Regions from separate parts of the Homo sapiens genome. Here region 2 is linked to region 1. The links are chromatin contacts, found by Hi-C in ENCODE. All regions are on one chromosome and are shown on one strand. Each heading gives the region's core, a stretch centred on a gene start or an enhancer-like site at or near the end of the contact. The rest is flanking DNA. Distances are from core to core; before and after follow the strand shown.

Region 1 (4,464 bases), core at 1-2,500:
GAAGTTGGTCACCAAAACACTCAGAACATTCCAGAGGTGACATCACAAAACAATATGGTGTTTTTCAGGGCTCATGGTTTCTCTCTGAGCATCACAGGTGGGAATGAGGCATCTGACAGGCAGGAAGAGCTTGTGGGTGCTGTGACTACTTGGCTGGTCAGGGTCAGTGTGACACACACAATAGCCCAAACATTAGCCCCCTGTTGGGTCATTCCAGCTGCCATTCGTATTCTCACTGCCAGGCTAAGTTGAGATCCCTATTCTCTCTCCAGAAGTGGCATCTTCTTGGAGTTGGGTCACTCAAGAAGAAAGAAACACAAACTGAACTCTTCCCATACCAAGGGAGAAAGTGTAGTCTGAGGTGTTTTCTGACACTACTCAATTCCTTAATTCTCTGACACCAACTGTGTGCCCTACAATTCAATTTCATCCTGATGCTATCTACCAGAGTTAGTGTTACAGAGCTGAAGCGGCTCACTACCCAATGCAATAGAAGCCAATACTAAAACACTAAGTTCTTTAAAAAAGAAAAACTTGTATATTGAAAGTCAACTCCCAAGGAGACAAGAGTCAAGCTCAAATCTGTCTCTCTGTGCTGACATTAAGGTAGTATTTTTATTAGAAAAGATTCAGGGGGTGGATTCTGAGATTAGTAGGTGATTGGTGGATGGAAATGGGAGGTCTGGAAAGTCCCAAAGAGTAAGAAACCAGTTACTTAATTTTTGAGTTTCAAGATAGCAGATAAGAAAAGAAACTTAAGCCGCTGAAACTCCCTCCACTTGTGAGATCAAGAAAAACCTGGCTGAAACTGGTTGGAACCAAGATGGCTAACTGGAGCTTGCACAGAATAAGCTTGCTGATGTCATAGCCTGAATTTCCACCACGTTTCATACTAACTCTCCCTGAATTTGCCATGCAACTCAGGAGTTAACATGAAGAAATAACTATGCATGCCCAAGGACTTTCCAGACCTCCCTTTTCCTTGCACAAATCACCTACTAATCTCAGAATCCACCCCCTGAACCTTTTCTAATAAAAGTACTGCCTTAATGCCAGCAGAAAGAGACAAATTTGAGCTTGACTCCTGTCTCCTTCAGAGGTGACTTTTAATATAAAGCTTTTCTTTTTTTCAAAAATTTGGTGTCAGTGTTGGCTTCTAGCACATTGGGCAGTGAGCCCCTTTTGCTTGTTAACAAACTAGAACCCCAGGTGAGACGAACAGCCTGTCCAAGGTACTGTTGCCCCTAGTGGTGTGCAGGCCCCCTGCACTGATCCTGAGTGGCCACCTAGACCAGGGTGTCCAGAGGCTCGACTATAGGGTTCCTTCTTCTCCACCATGGCACTTCAGGCTCCCTTGGCACTTCTCTTTTGGGAAAATAAATTGCTTCTGGATTAGACATCTTTCTGGTGAGTACCTTGTTAATATGCCCCTGTACTTTTAATTGTCTTTGAACTCATCATAACGACTGTGGGTTCAAGTCCCACCCTGTGGTTTAGGATTATGGATGAGAGTCCCAACCTTGTCTAGGATTGTGGATTTGAGTCCTACCCAAGGGGGATTCTGGTCAGTTCAGAGTCCCAAATCTGGTGTATGTTTAAGTCCCAAAGAATTAAGGCAATACTAAAAAGCTACAGCCACTAAGATAATCTAGTCTGGTTCTGATTTTTGTTGGTCTGTCTGTATTTTTGGTCTGTGTAGCAATATTTGGCTTAACAGAGGTCAAAGACTGTGATGGCTACAGCAGAAGCCTTATGAGATCTCCAGACTCCTGCACACTCAATTAGAACAAAGCAACTCCATAAACTAGAAAACCTGAAGAAAAATGGCACATGTAAAACATTTTCAGTCAATCCCTCTTTCTTCTTCTGTCCTTAAAGAGTTACCATGTAGTCTTCTAAGTTCTTTGCCTATTTTTCCTTCCTGACTACTCTGAATCTGCTGACTTTTCTGCTGGTGTTGAAATAAAACTTACTGTTCATGGTATTACTAGTTTCAGGTTACTGGCTAAAGAAAAAAAAGGAAAGAGGTCTTTTAAAATCAAAGTGCCCTGGAAACTGCTTTGCTCATCAGGGCAAATAAAATTTAGCCATGTGAACAGATTCCAGTTTTATCAGGAAAATAAGTTTGATCCAACTGTCTTGTTTATGCATATACATGCATTATGTTATATGTTGTGTCTATATGGTACCAAATTAGCTTATAAATAAAAGAGTACTGATAAATTAAATAAATAAGTCCAAATGCTTTCAAGTTCATTTGACTTTAATAATCTTTGGAAAATTAAAAAAAAATTATTGATAAAATAAAAATAGATATGTCTTCAGGATTGTCAGCATGTATTTTTGCCTGTGTTTACTGGTCAGCTGATATGTGCATCTGATAGTTATTTTAAGATGTCCAGGTTTGGCAAAAAGTTATGAAATTACAAACCCGGCCAAAACAGAATAATCTTTGTTTATGTGATTCTTTTGATAAATAAGACTAATTTAATATTGTTGGTTTAATGAAAACAATGAAATCCTCTGATTTATCAGCAAAATATCTGTGTATTTCACTTTAAAGTTCTTGCTTAGGTGAACACCTGATATTCACAAGCTGTAAAATGGTTAACAAGGAAATAACTTAAAATGGTGACTAGCTTTGTCTAATATCTCTATTCTCATAACTAATCTAGATAAACTGTTAAAAACAAATAAATTAGATAAATGTAAATGGGACAAATGTGTGTAAATGAAATTCTTATGTTTTTCAAAATCTTAAAGTTATGATACTTACTATCATACTTTACTTACTGAGCAGCTGGGTCACTTCCAATTAAGAAATGTATAAGGAAATGTTTCTAAAGATTAAAACATGGTTTTAAAATACATGAAATACTTATAATATTTTATCTTAAAATACTGATATATTGCAGACAATTCAAGATTTCTTACTTCCTAGGTTCTTCCCTAAAATCCCTAAAATAAGGATTACTAAGAGTTAATATTGTAACTTATATAAGTAATTGAAACTACTAGATACAAGAGAAACAATTCTATTTGCAGAATGTATACGAAAAATAGGATGTGTTTTTGGTAAACACACAAGAAGACAGGAATATGGTTTTCGTTTAAGGGCAAGTAATTTTGCCTAGTTTAGAGGTTCTAAAGGATTGTTTTAAATTGAAGGAATTAAAAAAGTGTAGATAAAACTAAATAAATATAGAAAGTTGAGAAAGAATGAAAATAAAACAAATTGTAAGAGGTTATAAAAGGTTTATGGAAATCTTACCTTGCAGTCAAAACAAATTGAGATTGAATAGATTTGTTTATAAGGTCTTATTAAAATTAGCTGTAATATTAAAAATGCGCTAATACAAAACTAAAAATTTTGGTTAAAGCAACAAAATTTTTTGAAGTATTGATTTGCTCTCAATGATATTGCAAGAAATATTGAGTTTAAATTCTAAAATTAAAACGTCAGATTTATATCTCAGAAGTTCAACTTTTCCTGCACCTTGTTACATATAAGTTGCAGATCACATTCATTATCTTCTGTTTTTTCCCCCTTGAAAAAAAAATATCTTTTTGCTTGGCTGGAATGATAACTGTCCTCTTCAACTTGTTCATCAACTCTTACAACTTTTTACCCCAGTCCTAATGCTGTTCTTATGGCATAATGCTAAAATATTTATCTTAAAAGTTTAGAAAAGCAATGTTTTCCTCAAATGTAATATAATTTTATACTCTTGGCCTTATGATATGTCTGAATTATTTCATATAACCAGGAAACCTCCCATGTAACTTTCTGTATTACTTTTGAGGTCTTTTGACTGTCATGCTAGTTAAATGAATAACTGTTATTTTTAAATGACCTGTAGCTCTGTTTTGATCAAATGTTTTGAATTTTTAACGTCTTTGGTAGGATTTATTTGGTAAAACTCTATGGGAGACACTATCAAATGCTAAATAATACTAGATCTTCTTTTGGTTATGTTTATGGGTATGCTATTGATATAAATGTTCTAAGAATTACATAAATTTATAAAAATCTCATATGCTATCAGTCATAATTTTGATATGTTAAATCTTTTTAAAAGTTATATTTGTACAGATATATAATTAATACAAATATTCTTAAGATTACATTATTATAAAAATCAGATGGTCTTGATGTGATGCTGTCAGTCATGGTTCTGGTTGTTATCTTAAAATGCTATATATAATAGAAATAACTTAATTTTCTTGACAATTGAGAACTTTTATCAGATTTTAACCATGGCTAAGTTTTTGTAATCCACAGTTATTGTTTTGAATTCTTCTCTAAAAAGCTTTCCAATCAGCTACAACCCAACTTACTTTTCATGGAAAGGACTCTGACAAGTACTCTTAAATACAGATTTCTGATAACTTTGGAGATAATGCCATCAGACTAGGAAAAGTCTTCCAGGACTCTGATTAAAAAGTTACATGAGAATTGCTAAC
Region 2 (7,230 bases), core at 2,285-4,784, 2.8 Mb before region 1:
TGCCACAGTAAGTGTATATGTGCCTATTATCATCTTTATCACTTTTATATTCTAACACCAATTATAATACCATGCTGACATGCACAATTCTATACAGCATGGTAATAGCATGCATCAGTAAAGGTGCAGTGTGACTGATACCTCTACAAAACACAGAGCTGGGCAGTGCACCAATTTAATGGAGTCTGAAGGAATTTAAGTTCTAGAAAACTAAGGTGCTACCCAAGGTCATTCACCTAATCAATGGCACTTAGGGCACCAAAGTGCAGGCTGCTTGCAGTCATTCATTCATGCATTCAATCTGTAACAAGCAGACTGATGTAGAAATTTACTGGTGCTAAATTTTTGTTCTGGAGACGCAAAGAGGAAAAAAAGAACATTTTCCTCTTCCCTGAAGCGTAATTAGACTTTCTGAATTTCCAAGAAAAAGTCAAAAGACGGCCCCATCCACCTTTTCTTGTGATTAGGGCCTTGGTGCCTGGATACCTGAAAAGAAAAAAGCAAGATGAATTCCTCTGCTTTTGGATAACTAAAGGAGGCTTAAAGATACCCCAAAAGCAGAAGTAATTAGGGGGTTTAAAAAGGGAAGAAAGGGAAGACTTTTATTGCAGCTAGATCCCCATTGTGGGCTGGAAAAGGACAAGGGCTCCTAGTTTCACAAGAGTAGTGTCATGAACTTGTTAGGACATAAGAAGTGGCAGGACTAAAACCATGTCTTGAAATAAAATTACTAAGGGAACGAGAAGATAGAGAAGTCCAAGAACCAAACTCTGGGTATGCCAATGGCTGGAGAAGTGGTGGATGAGCCAATGGAGCTGCCAGTGAGATGGACGAACCAAGAGACAGGGGCCACCTGAAGGCCAACAGAAGAAGATGAATGCTTCAAGATGGCAGCTGTAAGCAAATGCTTCTAATGCTGCTGATAGTTCAGGTGAGATAATGGAAAAGTAACCACTGATTTAGCAATTCTGAGGTCATTGGTGACTTTGCCAAGAGGAGTTTCAATGGAGGGGTAGGGGCAAAAGCCTGGCTGAAATAGATTCAAGAATGAATAGGAGGGCCAAGCATGATAGCTCACATCTATAATCTCGGCACTTTAGGAGGCTGAGGTGGATAGATCACCTGAGGTCAGGAGCTCTAGACCATTCTGGCCAACATGGCGAAACCCCATCTCTATTAAAAATTCAAAAATTAGCTGGGCATGGTGGCACACACCTGCCGTTCCAACTACTTGGGAGGCTTAGGCATGAGAATCACCTGAACCCGGGAGGTGGAGGTTGCAGTGAGCTGAGATTGCGCCACTGCACTCCAACCTGGGCAACAGAGCAAGATTCTATCTCAAAAAAAAAAAAAAAAAAGAGGATGAATAGGAGGAGGGGATGAGGATACAGTTAGTATAAGTGACTCTTTTAAGACATTTTGGAAGAGACCAGAGAACACATTGGTAGCTGATAGGGGACATATAATCAAGGAACTTTTTAAAAGATAGGCAAATGTTGCGCAATGTTAATATGCTTATGGGAATGATCCAAAAATTAATGATACAAAAATTAATAATGTAGGATTGAGAGGTGACAACTACCTGAGTGAAAACCTTGAGACTGTAAGGAAGACAGGATCTAATACAAAGGTGGAAGAGTTGAACTTAAATAAGAGCATGCACAGCTCATTCCCAGTAATGGGAAGGAATAGAGTGCACAGGTACAGATGTAGGTAAACTTGGGAGATGTGGTGATGGGAACTTTAACTCCTGAAATACTAACCTATACTCTCTCAGAGTCTAAATTTTTAGTCTACTGAATTCAGCAATACAGTGAAGTTTAGTAGACCAAATTATCCAAAAGTGTTGAAGGAAACTTATATGTGATGGAGACATTTTTACTTCTTACTTTTAATTTTGACCGCCCTGGGAAAAACTGTTGGACCCATATAAAATTAAAATCTTTAGTGAAACACATTCTTTTATAGGTATATTTTAAAGTTTTAACTTCTGAGATAATATCACAGTTTTCAAAACACTAAGACATGTTTTTATTGTTAGCTAATTGTCAGGCTTCAGCTGAAGCACACCGTAAGGCCTGCATGAACTTCAGCTGTCCATAATGCGTAAAAGACCAAGTGCGCAAGGCAAACAGATCTTGCCATGGTTGCTGATGAAAGAAACTTAATCTCTTGGGGCCTGAGTTGCCTTATCTGTAAAGTAAGGATAATCCTTGCCTTACAGGATTATTGTGAGCTCCAAATAAGATAAACCTCTTGGCACACAATAGGTGCTTAAAAAAAAAATGCCAGCTATCATCACTGAAGTGAGCTTTTTCTGAGAGCAAACCTGTTTAACTCATAAATTTCTTTCATTGATAAGATGTAACCAGTGGAGAAACTTGGGGCAGGCACACGATGCCTCTCTGCACTATCGCTGCAACTTCCTGTTAATGTATACTTACTTTTTCTTCCATTTAGAGCTCTACAAGAAATACCTGTGTACCATTTTGCGTGCCTCCTTCTGAGGCTCAGTGGGCTATGCTCAGAGAATAGAGATAAATGTCTGCCCTATGTAGCAGAAAGGCAGTTATACATTTTAGAATGATGTTTTTCCGAAGAAATGACAAAAGCCAGACGAAACAGACTGACACGGTCACTGTGGTTTGGAATGTTAGTTTTTCTCTTTGGCTTTACTACTTTTGGCTCTACACTGTAGAGGAACCAGTGTCCTCATGAAACAGCCAGTATAAAAGCAAGTAGCTTACTTCACAGGAATAGCTAATAACATTTAATTGTTGAGCATTTAACCAAAACCCACTCAGGTCAATTTAAGTGTAGTGCAGTGGAAGAAATTATTGCACACTGCAAAGTTGTGGTGCATTTTACTTAAATCTACAAAGGCCAACAGAAGTGCAGTGTAATATAATAAATTACTGCAAAATATAATCATAAGGGGAGAAGGTGGCTGTTTTCGAAGCCCTTGGCCCCAAGGTAACTGAGGTCATCCCCCTGAACCCCCCAGCACACATCCTCATTATTTCAGCATTTGTACTACAGGGGGCTACAAGACTTCCGCCCCACAGCAATGGGGTGAAAACGTGAAGTGATCGGAGCCCCCAGATAGAGGGGCCAGCAATAGAAGAAAAGCTGGGGCAGGCTGGAGGAGAGGGGCTGTGGAAAAGGTTGCTCTCAGCATCATACACGCCTTATCCTTCTAGGTCGGGTATCCACAAATTCCCAAAATTTGCGAGAACATAACCCTGGAGAAGGTGGGGGTGACCCACGGAGGAACTCCCTGGAAAAGCGGAGGCGGCCCCAATGGGAGACTCCCGGGGGTCAACTCCGAGGGGAGGGGGCGTCTGCGAGAAAGGGGAGGGGCGGCGGTGGGCAGCCTAGGGAGGAGAGGAGGGGCGAGACGCCGTCGCCAGCCCCCTCCTCTTGTCTGCGCTCCCTTCGTTTCCGTCTCGGCCGGGCACCCGAGCGCATCCCGCCGAGGCCGGGCCGTTTCAGGGGGAGGCGCCAACTCATCGCGGCGCCGGGCCCCTGACCGTGCAGTAACCGCTACCCAGGAGGCGGAGCGGACAAGGCTCCGGCCTGCGAGGAGGTAAGAGGGTGGAGGAGTGGTGTGGGAGGCCGAGGGGGATCGCGGCCGTGACGTGGGATGCTGTCAGGTACCACTGGGGCAGGCCACCCCTCCCCGCCCCTGCGGCCCGACCTCCCCGCCAGAGACAGCTGAGGGGCCCAGGGGACTAGAGCCGCGACCGTGCCACAGGCCTAGGCGTCGTCGCGCATGCGTAAAACTGCTGGCGGGAGTTAAGAGCTAGGTTCCGGGGCTACACCCAGCCCAGGCCGCAGGCAGAGGCGGCCCTGCGCATGCGCAATTCCGCTGGCGTGGGCCCGGTGCGCTGCTCGCGACTACATCCTGCCCAGGCCGCCGGCCCAGGCTGCGCTGCGCATGCGCGAGTCCTCTGGTAGGGGTCGCGTTTGGCGTCGTTCCAGGGTGATCATCTGCTCGGAGGCCGCTCTCATCCTAAGCTCCCACGTCTGGTGTGGCTGGGGGGGCGTCACAGGTCCCGAGGGAGCGTCCTGCCTGAAGTTTCTCCCTCCTAACCCACTCGCTGCACTGCATATGTTGCCGATGTTTTCATTTCTGTGGCCTCGACCCCTAGGCTCCCGTCCCATAAATCTAGTACCCCAGGTCCCGGGCACCGGCCCGGCTCACTAACTCAGTGGCAGTATATGCTTTCGACATTTGGTCCTGATGTCCAGGAATAGCGCGAAAAGTTTGACTTTGTTAGGCGAAGCCGTTTTGGAACTGCGGAGGGATGGGAAGAAATCGCCGAGCGTCTTAAGCCGCAACATAGTGCTCTGCTCAGCCCTGGAAATAGAGGTTTTCAGACATTGAAAACTTTCCAAGTGCTCCGTCTTGGCGGAGAAAGAACTGAGTTGGAAGGCTAATTTAGAATGAACTTTTTGCTTTTGTTCTTTGCAAAAATTACATAAAATGTTGCAACAGTTCGAGACCAGGACTATAACAAAACGCATTTCATGGAGCTACTTTGTACCGCGCTTGGCGACTTACCTTGTCAGAGCTGAATAAAAGTGGTTGAGTTCACAAACAGTGCTCTGGATCGTTGCTCTTTCCCCCAGACACTGTTTAACGTTTATTGAGCCTCCTGGCTTTGCACCTTCCTAGTATTGCGTTCCTGCTGGGTTTTACACCTTACTAGACAGTGGGTCTTAGTTAAGTCAGTTTCGTGACTCCTGGGGCTACTGTGAAGAGTTTCTAACAATGTCATTACTCTGTGCTTTGTAATCTTATATGATGTGCTGATACAGATATTTGGGGGCTGGAATAGAAGAGCCACTTAGGCTCAGAGAATGAGTATTCTAGGTGAAACGTAATCTCTTTATTTCCTGCTAGACAGTACATGCGTGTTATTAAGCAGCAGGTAAAAGCAACAAGAATGATACGTTCTTGCATACCCCACTTCCACCACTCAGGCCTTATTGCTCTTGCTGGGCTCGCCAAGCGGACCCTCATCCCAGGGCGTCTGCGTTTGGTATTTCCAGTATGCTCAATGCTCACTTTCCCACTCTTCGCAAATCTGCATGGCACAGAACTTTATTTAAGTCTTGAAACAATTGCCATCATTTCAGAGAGGTGACTACCTCACCTAAAATGTCTGGCTCTCCAAACTCTTGTACTGCTGGTTCGGCTTTGTAGCACTTAATCACCATCTGATATTATATATTTGTAAGGGTATGATCAATCTATCTCCACCATAATTGAAGCTCAGAAGGTATTTGTTAATTGTAGAAATAAAATTGGAAACTAACTTACTCCAGAGATATTTTTTTACTGAACTCAACCTAGATTCATTCATTTATTCAACAAAAATTGATTTTCTATCACGTCCTGTCCTTGATGCTTGGGATGCATCAATGAACAAAAGAGACAAAGATCCCTTCCCTCTGGAGCTTACATTCTAGCAAAGAATGATAAAAAACATATTTGTATATTAGGTTAGAAAAGTACAAATGCTATGAAAAAATGAAAAAGGAGAACAGAGAAAGGGAATTGGGAGTGCAGGTGTGGGTTGCAATTTTAAACATCATGGGTACGGTGAGTCTGAAGGATAAACCAAAGGTGATGTTTAACATGGGGAACTGGGTTTTAGAAATAAATGTTCTTCTGGGAGAAAACGTTCTTTATCGTGCTCTACAATGTCTTTTATGGGAGCCCACGGCATGACCCTTGTGATAAACGTCACCATTTTTTATAGTATATAGGTGAAAAAACATTTTTTTCCTAAATAAGAGTTCAAATTATTCAGGAGTTTACAGTTTAACTTAGCACATCAAATGAAGACACTGGACTTTTACAAGGAAGAGCTAGCCAGACATCTATGTAAATTGTGCTGAGAAAAACTGTACGTTGTCTCCACAGTTTTTGCAATTGCTTCTAAATGTCCCTCTGACTGTGGATGACTAGTGAAGATCTTTTCTAAGAATGGTCATTGCTTTTCTGTATTTGAAACTGTGTAGGAGAGGAGCTTAAATCACCTGGTGTGATGTTATGCTATAAATGACCTCTCTTACAGGTATCTGAATGAACCAGATAGACCTAACTAAATTTCAATCCATAATTAAAGAAGGCTTAGAGAAAGAGGGTGATGGAGAGGAATAATTTTAGAAAGTAAAGTGTGTTTCCCCTCATGTCCTTTACTTACATAGATTACAAATACTCTGTTCAAACACCAAAATATTATTAATCTAGGACCATAAATGTAAGGAGTCCATGGAATTTGCTTATGCCCTATGAAATTGTCATATTCAAGTTTGGTTTTATCAGTTGGTTAAAGTAAAATTTAAATGCCCCAAGATACTGCTACTGTTGAGGTTTACTTGGATTTAAATTACTACAAATCAGGCCGGGCGCGGTGGCTCACCTGTAATCCCAGCGCTTTGGGGGAGACCAAGGCAGTCAAATGTTCTTGAGCCCAGGAGTTAGAGACCAGCCGGGACAACATGGCAAAACTCTGTCTCTACAGAAAAACGAACAAAAAAAAAATGAGCCAGGCATGGTGGCACACACCTGTAGTTTCAGATACTTGGGAGGCTGTAGTGTGAGGATCACTGGAGCCGGGAAGGTTGAGGCTGCAGTGAGTCATGATCACACCATTGCACTCCAGTCTGGGCAATAGTGTAAGACCCCATCTCATAAATAAATAAATAAATATTGCTACAGATTAAAATTGTCCAGGAAAAGGTAGATTGGAGACCAGGAATTATTGGGGTTACAGAGTGACATTAAGGACTCTTGTTAAAGACTAAAAGAGAGTTCTACTTGGAGATTTTACTTCAAAGGAGTGGATGGCTTGCCTCCTGGTAAGGGATATTGATAATGTCCATCAATGGAAGGCTGAGATGATACTTCCAGCTTTCATTGTCTGGAAGGAACATGTATCTAGTTCACATGGTGATCACATTCTAACAACGTGAAAGTTTCCAGGAAACTTAAACCATAATAATTTTTCAGCATTAATTTGACATTAGAGTGGGTTTCTTTTACGTCTTCAGCCTTGCTAATTGGCCTGAGCTAATATCTCTTATGTATATCTCCCTATGGAAGATGTTTTGAGCTAACAAGTACCAGTAGGAGATAGTATGTGAATAAAACATAAATTTTGACTGCATTATAATATGTCCTGTATTATGCTGCGTGTATGTATGTATATAATACTG

What was found. A loop is a pair of places that touch in the nucleus more often than their neighbours do. Pooled maps may share reads with other maps.
Region 2: a map with no recorded cell type shows a loop between it and region 1 (18-fold over the local background). The contact joins the promoter of RCBTB2 here to the promoter of LINC01055 in region 1. A Hi-C loop is called at or near these places in 2 of 37 single-sample maps with no recorded cell type and 2 of 50 pooled maps.

The regions. Positions count from the first base shown.
Region 1 is chr13:45,697,970-45,702,433 of GRCh38, reverse strand. It overlaps LINC01055 (long intergenic non-protein coding RNA 1055), which reads left to right and starts at 1,250. Exons shown (of 4, transcript NR_125786.1): 1 at 1,250-1,407. CBY2 (chibby family member 2) reads right to left here and starts at 114. Exons shown (of 3, transcript NM_152719.3): 1 at 1-114. The coding sequence starts at 43. RefSeq lists enhancers at 602-901, 1,352-1,431.
Region 2 is chr13:48,529,384-48,536,613 of GRCh38, reverse strand. It overlaps RCBTB2 (RCC1 and BTB domain containing protein 2), which reads left to right and starts at 3,534. Exons shown (of 15, transcript NM_001268.4): 1 at 3,534-3,586. LOC124903174 (a long non-coding RNA gene) reads right to left here. Exons shown (of 2, transcript XR_007063795.1): 1 at 4,565-7,230. RefSeq lists silencers at 3,319-3,368, 3,479-3,878 and enhancers at 3,919-4,158, 5,049-5,218.